Regions from separate parts of the Homo sapiens genome. Here region 1 is linked to region 2. A link is an interaction called in ENCODE POLR2A ChIA-PET data of the cell type or tissue named here. Cell type or tissue: PC-9. All regions are shown on one strand. Links, peaks and the distances in the headings refer to the core of each region. The heading gives the core; the rest is flanking DNA.

What was found. Peaks named below come from ENCODE experiments on the same cell type or tissue, not always from the same donor. Only the 100,000 strongest peaks of a DNase experiment are listed, where the experiment ranks them.
Region 1: POLR2A ChIA-PET joins it to region 2 with 14 read pairs; 3 of 35 experiments call an interaction of 5 or more read pairs at or near these places.

Annotation. Positions count from the first base shown.
Region 1 is chr1:227,080,580-227,085,964 of GRCh38, forward strand. CDC42BPA (CDC42 binding protein kinase alpha) reads right to left here. Exons shown (of 37, transcript NM_001394014.1): 17 at 314-438. Among named protein-coding and RNA genes, the nearest start is that of COQ8A, 140 kb to the left of the region's middle. In PC-9, for the core only: no CTCF peak of the experiment used is centred there; no DNase peak of the experiment used is centred there.
Region 2 is chr1:227,341,820-227,347,204 of GRCh38, forward strand. No RefSeq gene overlaps it. Among named protein-coding and RNA genes, the nearest start is that of CDC42BPA, 26 kb to the left of the region's middle. In PC-9, for the core only: no CTCF peak of the experiment used is centred there; a DNase peak (open chromatin) is centred at 2,372; H3K27ac peaks cover 1,618 bases.

The DNA of each region.
Region 1 (5,385 bases), core at 172-5,171, 260 kb before region 2:
TAGGTAGCAGATGAATTCCAACTTTGACTCTGAAGGTGGTAACATTTTCTTAGAAAGTAATAATAATCAGATTTCAATGAAGCTGTGTTAAATGCTGGTATGGGACATTTGTTAGAGTTAGGGAACAGAGGAATGTAACAGAAAACACAGTAGAACACAACAGATCAGTAATAAAACTGTGCTTTTCAGAGTAACTTATTTATCACATCTGACAAATGAGATAAAAACCATTATTAGTAGCCACCTGGAATTCATACCAACTTGGCCACATACTCACAATCATCCACAAAAAAACGTTTAAAAGAGCACTCACCACTGAATTATTTCTGTGATTTGGGCTTCCCAATGTGCAACTGATTCTTTCTTGTCTGCTAGATCTTTAACCTCTTCTTCTAACTGCTGGTTGTGTATACTTAAGTTCTCATACAAAGTAGTAAGCTGAAAGATAGTTTTAAGACATGCATGACTTTTAGGACCAAGAATTCGAGGTGTTCAGACAGGTATTGTCAAATTTGATTACTCAACATCATCTACCCAAAAATGCCTGTCTTATTATAATAATCCCTTTTGCTCACTGAATTTGGATATCAAGTACTCTGAATTCTCCTGCTACCTTTGCTTTTCCCTTACAACCTACAGTGACTTGGTTCTGTGAACATTCTCTACTTGGCTTAAGAATTGCCCATTTCTGTTGGTAATAGCTTTTTTTTTTCTCCAAAAATGTCTTTATGTCATTTTTTCTTTAAAATAGCATGTAATTTCAAGCATATACAGAAAAGGAAAATAAAAATGAATTCCCATGAGCCCCACTACCTAATTTCAACAATGATTACTTCAACATCAATCTTGTTTCACTTGTACGCCTGTTCTCTCTCTCTTTTTTTTTTTTTCAGACAGAGTTTTGCACTTGTTGCCCAGGCTAGAGTACAATGGCACATTCTCAACTCACTGCAACTTCTGCCTCCCGGGTTCAAGCGATTCTCCTGTCTCAGCCTCCCCAGTAGCTGGGATTACAGATGTGCGCCATCACGCCCGGCTAATTTTTTGTCTTTTTAGTAGAGATGGGGTTTCACCATGTTGGTCAGGCTGGTCTCAAACTCCTGACCTCAGATGATAAGCCCACCTCGGCCTCCCAAAGTGCTAGGATTACAGGTGTGAGCCACCACGCCTGGCCTATACGCCTGTTCTCTTATCCCCTCCTCCTGTACTATTCGGGAACAAATACTAGACATCATACAATGTTATCCATACATATCACTGTATGTATCTCTAAAGAATAAGGATCTCTCTTTTAAAATATAACCACGATAGCATCATACTACAAATTTCACAAATTTCCTAATATCACATAAATAGTAATAGTTCAAGTTTCCAGTTACTTCAACATATCACAAAACTTGTTTATTAAACTGAATCATGATACCAATAAGAAAACCCAGCTTAATGGCTGGATATATGTTTTTTTTGAGACAGGGTTTCACTCTGTCACCCAGGCTGGAGTGCAGTGGTGTGATCTCAGCTTATTACAACCTCCACCTCCTAGGCTCAAGCAATCCTCCCACTTCAGCCTCCCTAGTAGCTGGGATTACAGCTAAAAAAAATTAGTATCCAGCTAATTTTTTATTTTTTTATTTTTTAAATTTTTTTGTACAGATGGGGTCTTGGCATGTTGCCCAAGCTGGTCTCAAGATTCCTGGGCTCAAGCCATCTGCCCGCTGTGGCCTCCCAAATTACTGTGATTACAGGCATGCACCAGCATGCCTGGCCCGATACATCTTTTAAGTCTATTTTATTTATAGGTTCCCCTGCAACACCTTTATTTTTCTTTTGACTTGAAGAATGCAGGTTGTCCTGGCTGGGCACGGTGGCTCACACCTGTAATCCCAGCACTTTGGGAGGCTGAGACGGGTGGATCACGAGGTCAGGAGATCGAGGCCATCCTAGGTAACACAGTGAAACCCCGTCTCTACTAAAAATAAAAAAAAATTAGCCAGACGTGGTGGCATGTGCCTGTAGTCCCAGCTACTCAGGAGGCTGAGGCAGGATAATTGCTTGAACCCGGTAGGTGGAGTTTGCAGTGAGCTGAGATTGCGTCACTGCACTGCAGCCTGGGTGACAGAATGAGACTCTGTCTCAAAAAAAAAAAAAAAAAAAAAAAAAAAGAATGTAGGTTGTCCTGCAGTTTTCCACATTCTGAATTTTTGCCTTCATTTCTGGAAGGCATTTTTTGCTGTAAATAACACTGTAAGTTGGCAGTTATTTTACTATAGCACTTTTAGGACATTCTTTTTCTTCTGAATTCCGTTTTTAATTTTTCTGTTGGGAGGTCAGTTTTCAGTTGAAGTTTCATGCCTTTGAACGTAATGTGTCTTTCTTCTCTGGTTGCTTTTAGAATTTTATGTTGGTTGGTTTCTGGCCGCTTTTCTAGGATTTGTCTAAGTGGGGTCTGATTTCTATTAATTATTTCACTTTTAGGGTTTGTGGTATTTCTTGAATTTGTGGCTAAATGTTTCTCATAGGTTTGGAAAAATTCTGGGCCATAAACACTCTTCAAATATTGCACTGCCACCATCTCTCTCCTTGCCTTTTGGGAAACCAATTATTTGTATGTTAGAACTTTTCATCACATCCTCTATGTCTTAGATCCTCCTTTCTATATTTTCTATTCTTTTTAATCCCTGACTACACTTTAGTCTAAAAAATTTTTTTTTAACATATGCAGTCCTTTTCTTTGTTTCTCTCCAATCTGTTTTTAAAATGTTCTATTGAGTCTTTTAGTTATTTAATTTTTTGCTCCTGGAAATTCTATTTGACAGTTTTGTATAGATTCCAGTTGTTTGCTGAAATCCTTCATATGTCTACTTTCTTGAACAAATCACACGATTAAAGTCCATTCATAAAAATTTCATACTGCGAACTCCTGCGGGTCTGTTTCTACTGACTGCCTGGTTTTTATTTTCCCTTTTTTGATTTTGTTTTTGCTGTTGAATTTTTCTCTTGGTTTTCAATGATTTGGTTGTGTTTGCTGATATGCCTGGTAATTTTTTACTGCATGCCACATATCGTGTATACAAACTTTAGATAATTTTAAGACTCTGGATAATATCTTCCTCCACAGAGTATTTACTTTTACTTTTGGTAGGCAATCAGAGTAAAGATAGATCAAAGATTGAAATACTTGGAGACTGGGTTTCAGTCACTGAGGACTCATGTTTCTTACTCACCCTTACTCCTAAAATGTAGGCTTTCAATGGGTTCAACTGAAAGTTTGAATTATTTACTAAAGATCCTGCAACTTGATAGGCAATGCACTTCCATTTTTCTCTCTCCAGCCTTGTAAAACTGTGGAATACCATGTTCAACTTCCTAGATTCTGAGGTTTTTCTGCTTTCATATCTGCAAATGCCTAAAGAGGAAAAGTGGCACTAAATGTTGGGCTCACTGCTCTGTACTATTCTTCTCTTTAGGATCTTGGTCAGTAAAGTCCTGGTTTCCTTGTTGTCACTCCAATGACTTCTTACAGATGAATACTGTAAGTGGTATTCATATAGTATTATTTTTAAAATCCAGCTTTATAGCTCTTCTTGGTGAGGTGGTAGGATGTAAGCTAATCTGTCACAGAAGCAAAAAGTTCTTGCTTTAAGTTTTTAGAAAATTCATGAAAAAGGCTGGGTGTGGTGGCTCACGCCTGCAATCCCAACACTTTGGGAGGCCAAGGTGGGAGGATCACCTGAGGTTAGGAGTTTGAGACCAGCCTGGCCAACATGGTAAAACCCCATCTCTACTAAAAATAAAAAAATTAGATGGGTGTGGTGGCACATGCCTTTAATCCCAGCTACTTGGGAGGCTGAGGCAGGAAAATCGCTTGAACTCAGGAGGCGGAGGTTGCAACGAGCAGAGATAGTGCCACTGCACTCCAGCCTGGGCAGCAGAGTGAGACTTCATCTCAAAAAAAAAAAAAAAAAATTTTTTTTTCATGAAAAAATATTTGCATACTACTTTATTTCAGAGCTACATTTTTTTCTGATAAATGGTCTCACCTGCTATTTATTACCACTCCTTTCTTCCTTTTTTGTATGTTTGTAGAGATACCGTGCTAGTTTCTTCTTGATTACTCAACTTTGATGAAGGTGAGTTGCTCCTAGAGGATCTATTTACAGGTTTTTAGGGATAAAAGGGCCATGTGATTGTCAACTTGACTGGTCCACAAGGTGCCTAGACATTGGGTCAAACATTATTCTGGGTAGGTCTGTGAGGGTGTCTCTGCGTAACACTTGAATTGGGAGAGTGAGAGAAGAACCCCCTCCCTAATGTATGTGAGCCCCATGTGATCAACTAAAGGCCTGAACAGAACAAAAAGGCTGAATGCACCAATAGTAGGGGGGAACATCAGCTGTGACATCAGCTTCTCCTGCCTTCAGACCTGAAACGAGGCAGAAGCTTTTCCTGAATGTTAAGCTTGCCAAGCTTTGGGACTGGAACTACAAAATATACTCTCCTGGGTCTCCAGCTTGCCCAATGCAGATCTCGGGACTTGTCAGCCTATATAATCACTTGAGCCAATTCCTTATAATCTCCCCTGCTCCCAACACACATACATATACCACCTCCCACCCCCCACATACACTCACTCTATTGGTTCTGTTTCTCTGTGGAACCCTAACTAATACAGGCCACAACCATGTTCTAAGTCAAGGGTCTGCAAACTTTTCCAGTAAAGAACCAGATGCAAGTATTTTCACCTCTGTGGGCCACATAAAATCTCACATCATCGTCATCTTCTTTTTAAAAATAGCCATTTAAAAATGTAAAGATCATTTTTATTCTGTGGGTCAGACAAAAACAATCTGGGAGCTAGATTTGGCCAGAGGCCATAGTTTGCCAACTCTCAATTCTAAGCTATTAGGAATTCTACTGATGACACAGGATTTTATTGGTGTGCATTTTGAACCTGTATTTCTGTGCAGAGATAGGCAATTTTGGCACAAATCACAAAGCAAAGTTTCATTTCTTCCCCTCTGGCAAAACAACAACAACAAATTGTTTTATGCATATAGAGTTTGTCTGTAATACCCCATTTAATCCTACCTCCAACCTCCTTGTCTTCCCAAAAGGAAATGAGATCCAGGGAAGCTATCACTCACTGCTGGCACACACTGATTTGCCTATTGCAAACAAGAGATTTAAGTTTGTACCTTAGGGTGTGCCATTTGCCTCTGAAAATATAGTTTACCAGTTTTTTTTCACACTTTTACTGAGGTATAATTTATATAACATAAAATTCACCCATTATAAGTGTATACTTGAATGATTTTTAGCAAACTTCAACAGTTGTACAGTGATTGCTACAATCCAGTTTTGGAACACTTCTAATACTCAAGAAAT
Region 2 (5,385 bases), core at 161-5,160:
GAGACATGCAGTGAGCATGTACTGTTGGAAAAATGGCACCGATAGACTTGGTTTATACAGGTGCAAGTTTCTCTAAAGGGACAGAACTAATAGGACAGACGTATATATGAAGGGGAGTTTATTAAGGGGTATTGACTCACAAAATCACAAGGTAAAGTCCCACATAGGCCATTGGCAAGCTGAGGAGCAAGAAAGCCAGTCTGAGTCCCAAAACCTCAAAAGTAGGGATGCAGCCTCCAGTCTGTGGCTGAAGGCCAGAGAGCCCCTGGCAAACCACTGATGTAGGTTCAAGAGTCCAAAAGCTGAAGGACTTGGAGTGTGATGTTTGAGGGCAGGAAGCATCCAGCATGGGAGAAAGATGAAGGCCGGAAGCCTCAGCAAGTCTGCTCATTCCACCTTCTTCTGCCTGCTTTATTCTACCTGCACCGGCAGCTGATTCGATGGGGCCCACCCAGATTGAGGGTGGGTCTGCCTCTCCCAGTCCACTGACTCAAATGTTTATCTCCTTTGGCAACACCCTCACAAACACACCCAGGAACCATTCTTTGTATCCTTCAATCCAAACAAGTTGACACTCAATATTAACCATCACAACAGGGTTGCCACAAACCTTCAATTTGTGAAAAATGCACTGTGAAGCACAATAAAGTGCAATAAAATGAGGTATGCCTGTGTATTCTTTGGGCAGACATACAGCCATATGAAGATACTAGATAAATGATACAGAGTATAGAATGAAGCCTACAGAGCTCCTATCTAGGTTCAATTTTACTGACCATGCAATATGCTACAGACACAGTCTGCTGAATCTCCTTCCACCACTCCAGCTCCTCTTCCTTTCCTTCAGCCTTTTTCATCATGCCCAAACTCTTGGGTTTATTGAAGCAGTTGCTATAGCCACAATTATTGCATGAATCTATTTTTCAGCATGACAGTATGGTATGTGCAAGTGTACTTTAAGATACTTAAAAACTCAGTTATATTATAGATTAATGGATGTGTGATCTTCCAAATTGATGCCAACCTATAAATTCCCAGTCACTGAAACTATTTAGTATGTGAAACTAGTCCAATTTTTTTTTTTGAGATGGAGTCCTGCTCTGTCACCCAGGCTGGAGTGCAATGGCATGATCTCGGCTCACTGCAACCTCCACCTCCTGGGTTCAAGCGATTCTCCCACCTCAGCCTCCCAAGTAGCTGGGATTACAGGCACCCACCATCATGCCTGGCTAATTTTTGTATTTTTGTAGAGATGGGGCTTCACCATTTTGGCCAGGCTGCTCTTGAACGAACTCCTGACCTCAGGTGATCTGCCCACCTCAGCCTCCCAAAGCGCTGGGATTACAGGCATGAGCCACTGTGCCTGGCCCAATTTTTTTTTTTTTTTTACTTTGATATTCCTCAATCTTCACATTTATTTCAATTCCTCTACTAGAATCATATTCTTATTTATTTTCTCTCATGCATTCTTGAAATATTTCTGCTCAGTAGAGAAGCAATATGAAGCTTCAGTGTTTTATTAACTATATCAAACAGCAGACTCTCTAGATGGTGAGCCAAAAGTTGCTGAAGGGTGTATTTTTTTGGTCTGCTGTGAATTATGCCTTCAGGCTCAACAAAGTGGTAAAGACTGTTTTAAATTATTAGCTGAATATGTGAGAACTGGCTGTTGCAAAATCTGACTGTCATGTAGCATTATGCTATCATCAAGAGAAATTTTAGCATTTTCTGTTTTCTCCAAAGATAAACTGCTTGTTTTCTTTAGCTTTTCTTCTATTGAGGTTGATTAATCCTTTTCAAACCAGGAAACTCAGACTTAACATATGTAGACTTTGTTTTGCACAAAATCTTCTATATCTTGCATTTAGGGGCACACAGTCCATCTGTCATTTTAACTGTGCTCACACAAATTGTGCTGATTTATACTTAACCATAGCTAATTTCATTTGTGTTTTTGAGTTTGTTTTTTGATTTTCAAAAGCAGCTGAAAGTGAGTTGACATTTTAGTACTTTGGTCTCTTTTATAAAGAGTGATGATATAATATTCATCCATAATTATAACCTTCAAAGTTATTTAATGTCATGTTCATAGAAAAGGAAACTGCTGACATTGACTTTCTACACTTTAAATCAATTCTTTAGTATCTTCACATAAGTCTCCCCCTAAATTTCCGGTTTTTAGAAGTGATTTTTATACTTACCCATTGCATAAACCTGGACAAATTCTTTTCTTCATTTATTTCAATTTCCCAATATATAAAAGAGTTAATAATGTAGCTACCACAGAGCATATTGTGAAATTCACTGAGAAATCACAGAGATATGCTGCTTTGGGAAGAGCAGGAAGAACTCCGTGAATAATAGGTTGTACCAATCTTCCTCCAAACACTTCTCTGACAAGCACACAATTCTGACACATATTTCTGCAGAGCTCTAGGGTTTCAAGTTTTCTCCTTTTATGATGTAATCATTCTCCATGAAGTTTAGTCATATGCTGCTCATTTTCAGTGTCTCTATTTTCTAAATAAAGGCATGAATAGAATTAACTCTTGGATTCTAGAAACTACAATAAACCTAAATGTGTTTAAAGAAAACTTAATGAATCATCGTGCTACCCCTCCCCCATAAGACTGTAGAATGTTAGCTTTAAAAAGAATACAGGGAACATCCAGTCCAATCTTTGCATTTTATAGACAAGACAACTGAGCTTTTGGGAGCTTAGGGAATCTTGTGATTTTGTCAAAGTGAGAAGATTAGTTAAGTGGCAGATCTGTCTGTGTGTGTGTGTGTGTGTGTGTAATTTCAAAAACATGCAATACTAGTGTATTTTTCATTTTCATTGGTTTCTTTTTTAAAAGTATCTTCAAACTAATATACTTGGTTAAACTTTTTAAGTCTCAAAACACAACTAAAATAACCTGCTGTGTTTCATTTTTTAACCAAAAAACTACTACTGAGGCTTCTGCCTTTAAGAATAATTTCTGGGGCCAGGTGTGGTGGCTCATGCCTATAATCCTAGAACTTTGGGAGCCGAGTGTGGGAATCATTTGAGGCCAGGAGTTTGAGACTAACCTGGGCAACATAGCGAGATCCTGGTTCTCCAAAAAAATTTTAAAAGCTAACCGGATGTGGTGGCATGCAACTGTACTCCCAGCTACGTGGGAGGTTGAGGAGGGAGGATATCTTCGAGGCTGAAGTAAGCTATGAAGGCCCCACTGCACCCCATCCCAGGGGGCTGGAGTGAGACCCTGTCTTAAAAAAAAAAATTCTAAGAAATGGTATATTCAGAGGTATTTCAACTTATTTAATAACAGTATATCATGGGCACTGCCCAACAACTGGTGTGTCTGTCCTGGTTCTACCAGCTGCACATGAGCCTGGGTATATTACTAAAAAATAGGCAGTGCCATATGCTGGAAATAAAGATGTAATCCTTGAACATTGTTATACCACTATGAAAATGTAACAATACCCAGTAAAGCTATATTATTTTCATTATTAAATTTGTTCAACACTATTTGTTTTTGTTTTTTTTTTCACAAAAAGTTGAAAAGAAAACAGGATTTTTTTTCCTATATGATATTTCTACTGGATTAACCACTAGATTTAGGTAATAGTAACAGAGCTGAACCTCTGGACCTGGTAACATTGTCTCTTCAAGTTAGCATTTTCGATATATTATAAAATAAATTCTGGCAATAGTCATCTACATATGTAATTTGAAGAGCTGTTATATTGGGCTTGGTGAGTAAGGACAACATATGCGCTTTATTAGCAATGTTAAATAGGTGCCCAATTAATGTTTGCTGTTATACTACAGAATTTCATAAACAATGGCAACAAATTTTTCCCAAAATCAATATGGAAGTGAGTTATGAAATTTGCTTTACTGAACAAGTCTTCATTTGTGGCAGGAACGCATTTTGGTTTTTGTGTTTCCCTGCTGTTTGAAAGAACAGATTGAGTGTTCCTTTGTTTTCTTGCTCCTACATAGAAGACATTTAAAATAATCATAAATTATTAGTACTAGAAGGAAACCTAAAAATCTAACTTCCCACACAATGCAAACCCTCAGTGATTCTGATGCATGCTAAAGTTTGAGAAACATTGCCCTATGTAACACTCCACGTAGCCGGGTGCAGTGGCTCATGCCTGTACTCCTAGCACTTTGGGAGGCTTGAGGCAGGCGGATCACCTGAGGTTGGAAGTTTGAGACCAGCCTGGCCAACATGTTGAAACCCCATCTCCACTAAAAATACTAAATTAGCCAGGCGTGGTGGCAGGCACCTGTAACACCAGCTACTTGGGAAGCTGAAGCAGGAGAATCAGTTGAACCAGGAGGCAGAGGTGGCAGTGAGCTGAGATCGCACCACTGCACTCCGGCCTGGGCGACAGAACAAGACTCTCTCAGAAAAAAAGAGAAAGACGCCACACGACAGAATTGGGTTGCAGATATCAGAAATCTAACTATAAAATTAGATTGAGTGTAAAAGGGAATATCCTAGTTCGTGAGGCTCAGGATAATGGAGTAGCTCATAGGATCAAGGGATTGATCAGGACCTACAGGACCTGGGCTTCTGGGACTGGAAAGAGAAATGTTTCACTTCATGTTTGCTCATGAATGCTCACAATGGCTCCGTCTCCCACCCACCCTCAGCCCATGTATTGCCATTTCTCTGTCTCTGCTCGTTTTTATCCTCTTTCACTGCAGATAGACTTCTGCACATGGTGAAGTTGGCCACCTCCTCTACCCTGCAACCTGCACGCATACATACCTTCATATCCCTCTAGGACTTGACCTCTGAGGCAAGGCTATTCCTCTCCAGGCTCCAAATCAAGAAATCCCAGGGAAGAACTCCAAGGGCCAGAAATGTTAATGGAAGAAAAGTGTTGGGAAGTCTTGCAGAGGAGATAAATAACAGTAGCTACTGCAGCCTATTACATAAACTATAGTCAATTTTACTTTGAGAAAAGGAAGTTTAGAAAGATCATTTGCCTTGCCCAAATCACTAAGTCAGTGAAAATCAAAACCAAAAAAACTCAAAAATAGTAATATTTAAGACCATACCATAGTCACTCATTTACTAAGGAATTTCCTAGAAAAATTTAGTTTAGGTTTTAGCTCTATACATTTGCACTGAACTTTCTCCCTCATGGGAAAAAAAAGTTAGTTTTATAAAAATAACTTCATGAGTCTGTAGTAAAACAATGGTGAAAGAAATATAATTTTTCCTATTGCAGACAGACGGTTGAGACTTTTTTGCATTTATGTCATTCAAACATGATTGTTACAAACTTTAAACTTGGTAGCAATGTACTCCCAAAGGAGGAAGGGAAAAAAATCAAGCCAATCTAAAGCCATGAAGATTTAAATAATGTATTTAA